Regions from separate parts of the Mus musculus genome. Here region 2 is linked to region 1. The links are chromatin loops, found by intact Hi-C in ENCODE. Cell type or tissue: left cerebral cortex. All regions are shown on one strand. Each heading gives the region's core, and the rest is flanking DNA. Links, peaks and the distances in the headings are about the cores only.

Region 1 (2,803 bases), core at 264-2,763:
GCTTTATTGAAGAGAGGGGGGGGGGGGCTGGCCACGGCCACGTGGCAAAGAAGGGGAGAAGGGAGAGGGAAAAGGAGAGCTAGAGATGAGAGTAAGAAAGGTGAGAGCTTAAGAGAATGTGACACTCTTATGAGTTTACTGTTTCTGATGCATTTTTAAGATTTATTTTTATATGCATGTGTGAACGTCCTCTGCACATATCTACGTGCACTACATGCCTGTCTGATGCTTTGAGGTCAGAAGGTGTTATATCCCTAGGAACTTGAGTTACAGGTAGTTGTAAACCTCCTGTAGTTGCTGAGAACTGAACTCAAGTCCTCTGCAAGAGCAGAAAGTGCCCTTAACCACTGAGTAGTCTCTCCACGCCTGGTATTTTATTTTTTAATATTTAGTTTATCTCTGTGTGTGTGTGTGTGTGTGTGTGTGTGTGTGTGTGTGTCTGTCTGAGTGAATGTCACGTGTATTTGAGTGCCTTCAGAGGTTAGAAGAGGCATTGGATTCCCCAGAGCTGTGTAGACAGTTGTGAACCATCTGTCATGGCCCTTTGGAAAAGCAGAAGGTGCTATTAACCACTGAACCATCTCTCCAGACCCAACTACTGTTACTGATACTGTATGCCAGCTTTTGTTGTAAAGGCAGAATCCCAAGGATGTGATTGGCAGGACACACATCAATCAAGCCTTTGGGATCCTTCCTTCTAGGCAAATAATAGCTCTCTCTAAACAGACCACTGATCTTCCTATTGCCATTATATTGCAGCATAAAATAGAATCCAACATGGTCTAAACTGAGACCAAGTAATCAAAAGAAAAAAAAAAAGGTTGCATATTCAGAATGAGCTAAGAAGTCATTAGCACACAATTCTAACTATTTTACTCAGAAACACCGATACACACTTGTGACTGACACTTGTCATTCATATTATTTTCTTTCCCACTCATATTTTTTTATTTCATTTTGAAATTTTTCTATGTGACACTGGCTTATTCTACAAAGCATCTGAAGTTGAATAGCCAGTGTAGAGGAAGGTTAGCTTTGGTGTTATCTAGCAAGGCATAGCATAATCCTGAGTTTAAGTTCTTGATTTCTTGTGCTGGTTTGTTTTCCGAAACTTTAAATTGTTGTTAGTAGATATTTTGCACCCTATGGTGTTGAATGTGCTCATATTCGTTCCACAGTTGCTGGTCTGCTCCCAGGCCTTGATCACGTCCCTCCTCACCTGTTACTCTGTCCTCTGCACCGATGCGTCTCTCTTACATCTTAAATCACATTTAACTGCCATCCTTCAGGATCTCAGCAAAGCCGATGTACGGTAGGTGGGAAGTAATTTCATGAAACAACCCTTCAGGCACCAGCAGAGGGGCAGCTGTGCTCACTGGACGCCTTAGAAAAAGACGTCGCCAGTGGGTGGCAGTGTGGGTAAGAGCCAGTCACATTTCCCGAGGTAGAAATCCTTAAGGCTGGGTTTTAAAAACAACCTTACAATACAGACTCGAGAAGCAGCCCGCTAATGGTTGTAAGGACATGGCAGGTTTTGGAGTGAGAAACAATTTCAGCAAACATTGGGCCACCTGGCAGGAGGCAGCTGGCTGTGTCAGTTACTTCTGGAGCCCAGGCCAACTGCTTGCTCCTGATCCACAGCACAGAGCAAAGAGCATAATTTGACCTTGCTCTCCAGAGGCTCAGGGACTTGCAGAAGGTCACTCCCAGCTGTCCCTATTTCTCCTTCAGAAAACATAGCTGTGTCACTTCAGAGACATTCTTTTTTTATTTATTTTTATTTTTATTTTTTCAGAGACATTCTTAATGTCCCTGGCATCCACTGTGTGGACCCAGAAGCAGGCAGTTCTTACTTTATACGTTATGGTGGTTGTAGCATTCAGTAAGCCTTTATTTTAGAAAACCATCCTTGAGTTAGTGCCTAGGATTATCAAGACTGTTGAATCAACATTTTTTTTTTTTTGAGACAGGGTTTCTCTGTATATCCCTGGCTGTCCTGGAACTCACTCTGTGGACCAGGCTGGCCTCGAACTCAGAAATCCACCTGCCTCTGCCTCCCGAGTGCTGGGATTAAAGGCGTGCGCCACCACGCCCGGCGAATCAACATTTTTAATGGACAGAATGAATACTAAGGTGGAAAGCTATTACAGTGTCTAATGAAATAATACAATCAATGTATACACATTCACATAAGCTCTTTTTCTTCCTTCCTTCCTTCCTTTCTTCCTTCCTTCCTTCCTTTCTTTCTTTCCTTTTTTTCCTTCCTTCCTTCCTTCCTTCCTTCCTTCCTTCCTTCCTTTCTTTCTTTCTTTCTTTCTTTCTTTCTTTCTTTCTTTCTTTCTTTCTTTCTTTCCTCCCTCCCTCCCTCCCTCCCTCCCTCCCTCCCTCCCTTCCTTCCTTCCTTCCTTCCTTCCTTCCTCCCCTCCTTCTCCTCCTCCTTCTTCTCCTCTTTTGTTTGTTTCATTTTTGAGACAAGGTCTCACTAAGAGACATGACTGGGCTGTGAGTAGACTAGGCTGACCTTGAACTTAATAGAGCTTCACCTGTTTTTGCCTGCTGAGTTTTTACACGTTCTGATTGTTGAGCTGTTGGCACTTCCAAGCACAGATACTGAGTGAGGTAGACAACAGTTACATTCTTGCCGAGAAGTTATCCTGTTGCAAACACAGAGTTCACATATTACAAAATTCTTGTGTAATTTCAGTTGAAACATACTAGCAAAGAGATGCGAGGGGGGGCTCATTAAATGCAGCAAGTCTCCCTATTAATCCTAGATGGGCAAAAGTCTGCTCAAGGTTCATTC
Region 2 (2,803 bases), core at 259-2,758, 1.0 Mb after region 1:
GCCCGCAGCTGCGAGGTTAGCAGGTCTGCACCTGTTACAGACAAACGCGCCCAGTCCCTCCGACCCAAGCCCGGGGTTTGCTGGCCGACTGTTCTGGGAGTAGATACGGGCTCCCGAATCCGAGCTGCGGGGTGAGGAGGTCGGGGAGGCCGCCCGCGTCCCCGCCGCACTTACTCAGGCTCGCGGGCGGGCTGCGCAGTCGGCCGCGGGCTCGGAACCCGGCTCCGCGCTGCAGCGAGGCCCCGCGCCGCCCCCGCCGCTCCTCATCGTCTTCCTCCCGCCGAGGGGCCGCCGTCGCCACTGTCTAGCCCGGAGCTCCTGCGGCGCGGCGGGCCCAGCTGGCGCAGCCTCCACTTCCGGCTCGCGCGCGGTGTCCCTGGCAAATAACCCCGCCGGCCCCCACATAACCTGTTCTCCAGCTTCCTCCCGGGAGCGCGAAGCCAACCTGTGCACCCCTATGCGCATGCGCAGGACACTGGGCTCCGCCTTCATGCTACGGTAGCCCGTAGGGGCAAGATACATCTCGGCGTTTCCAGTCAACTGCTGCCTGAACACATTTCGGAGAACAAGGAGTTTCTCTTCTCTCCTCTTCTCCCCTCCTCTCCCAAATGTGCCTGCTCTTGGCTATGCTCTTTCACTTATCTGCACTAAACTTTCTCTTCCACCATGCCTAACTTTCAGGTAGTTATGCCCTTCCTTTTTACTTTTTTTTCCCCCCACTCTGAGGATAAAACAAATTTGGTTCTCCATTAACCATGCAGCTAAAAAGCACATTAGAGCAAGAGCTTTGAATTAACTAATAGCTTTTCTCGGCTCATAATTTGTGGTTCTTTCGTATCAGTAAAGCAGAGCCCGACCTGTGCCTGACGTCGGAGCGCAGGAGCAGTTGAATAAGACACGGATGTGTAAGAGTTGTACAAGCTGTACGAGCACCGCTGATGCTCCTGTACAGTAACGTGTGGCTTTGCAACACCACAGGGAAACTATCGTGAGACTAAGGGAAACTACAGAGAAAATAACTGGCCACACGGAGCCGTAGGATCTGGCCCCACTTTAAACTAGCCCTGGACTGTCGGCCTTGTGAAATGCAGCGTAAACACATTAGACAACCCCTGAAAGCAATTGACACTCTAGTGTCTCACCAGGACTGCAAAGTTTCACCTTCAAAGAAAGTGTTCCCCACACTTTGCCTATAATTTCTGAACTCTTATTGGTGGAGTAGGGCAGGTCATAGCCACCAATGCCAGTGGAAAGTAAGAGTTTCTGAGACGTGGAGCGTACGTTTATACTTCTATTTTGAGTATCTAGTATAGTTATTGAGTGACAGTAAGGTGTTCAATAACACTATCAGCTAGCTTTATTCCAAATCACCGAGCACCATTGAAAAGCCTTTAGTCCATGTAAGTATGTTTCTGCGCCATGAATTATTTATTACTATGTAATACATAATTATTTTTATTATTATGTATTATTTCTGCACAGTGAAAAGGCTACCAAGAACACAGAACCTGAATTAATTTTGCAAAAGTCTTTTTCTGGAGCCCTAGACTTTTTAGGTGGGAGGATTCTCTTCTGTCCTGGAAGTCTTCAGAAGCCAGTCCTGTCAGGGCAGCAACCCAGGCTCCAAGTTCCTCAAATTCGGCTCAACGATGACATCCAGCGGCGAGGGACCGAACATCCTTTGCTACAGGCAGAGACAGTGGAGGCGCGCTGCGCAGGCGCTCTGAGCCGCCGCGCCGGCCCGCCCCTGCCTCGCCTGTGCCTTTAAAAGCCGGCAGGCTCGCCTGTTCCCACTGCGCCTGCGCGGCAAGCAGCTGGCGGAAACGCCCGGCCGGCTTCTTGTGGCGGCAGCTTCCGGTCGGAGTGGGGCGGGGCAACCTCTGCTAAGCAAGTGGTGTGGCGGGTTGGAGGAGGCAGGGAGGTTCTTGGTCCTAGGGAGGCTGCGTCCTTCCCGTGCTTTGTCCCAGCGTCACCACCCGCCTTCCACGGTGCAGCCGGCTCGCTGGGGACTGATTTCAGGTGGCAGCCACCGGGTGAAGAAATCGTGTCCTGATGCTTAGTTGTATCCGCACGCTGCCCTGCCCCCTGCCACCTAGCTACCTGGGACCTGCGCGCTCCCCCAGCTCCTTCATTCGGCAGGGTTGGGGTTCACGGGCTGCTTAGGTAAGCAAAGCACTAATGCAACAGGTATGGAGGCACCTTCCAAAGCCTGTGGTCATCGACTTTACCACGAGTTAAAATGTTTGAGTGCATTTGAACTTCAGCACCTGAAGCCTGCCAACGAACTTAATTGTTTTATTGGGGATGGAAAGCATAATATCAAACCTCCGAGTGATAAAACAGCAGAAATTCAAATAGTTAACTCCTGTAGTTGGTGTTGAACAAAATGTGTGTGTTTGATAGCAATTTGAATTCTTGGTTTTCTGTGTTGATAGTTGTTTTAAGATGCTCGTGTATTCACACCATTGCCTACAATACACTATTATTATAAACGCAACTTGAATCGTTTGCTCCAGCTCGTTGAGAAAAAGTTCGAGACTATATGTATTCTCCAGATATACCTATAGAAGTGCACTTGTATTGGGACATTCAGAAAGTATTTAATACACGTCATCTTACATGCGTTGTACAGAAATTATAACTGTAGTATTATGCACCACCATGTACCCACTTGAAGGACCCAGGTGGCTGGTGCAGTCAGTTATGCAAACCAGCTTCAACAAGGGAAGCAGTTAACCAAAATTGTAGTTACAGATGTCAGAAGATACAGTCCCAGGTGGCTTATCTTGATCTGACCTGCTGA

The links. A loop is a pair of places that touch in the nucleus more often than their neighbours do. Peaks named below come from ENCODE experiments on the same cell type or tissue, not always from the same donor. Only the 100,000 strongest peaks of a DNase experiment are listed, where the experiment ranks them.
Region 2: a loop joins it to region 1, with 6 times the contacts of the local background. A loop is called at or near these places in 5 of 42 quality-filtered maps.

What each region holds. Positions count from the first base shown.
Region 1 is chr8:11,012,168-11,014,970 of GRCm38, reverse strand. All of the region lies in intron 1 of 9530052E02Rik (RIKEN cDNA 9530052E02 gene), which reads right to left. Among named protein-coding and RNA genes, the nearest start is that of Irs2, 4.6 kb to the right of the region's middle. In left cerebral cortex, for the core only: a CTCF peak has its summit at 1,385 (motif pointing right); a DNase peak (open chromatin) is centred at 1,397.
Region 2 is chr8:9,975,391-9,978,193 of GRCm38, reverse strand. It overlaps Lig4 (ligase IV, DNA, ATP-dependent), which reads left to right and starts at 1,883. Exons shown (of 2, transcript NM_176953.4): 1 at 1,883-2,163. It overlaps Abhd13 (abhydrolase domain containing 13), which reads right to left and starts at 477. Exons shown (of 2, transcript NM_001081119.1): 1 at 175-477. In left cerebral cortex, for the core only: CTCF peaks have their summits at 497 and 1,662; DNase peaks (open chromatin) are centred at 467 and 1,745; H3K4me3 peaks cover 1,753 bases; H3K27ac peaks cover 950 bases.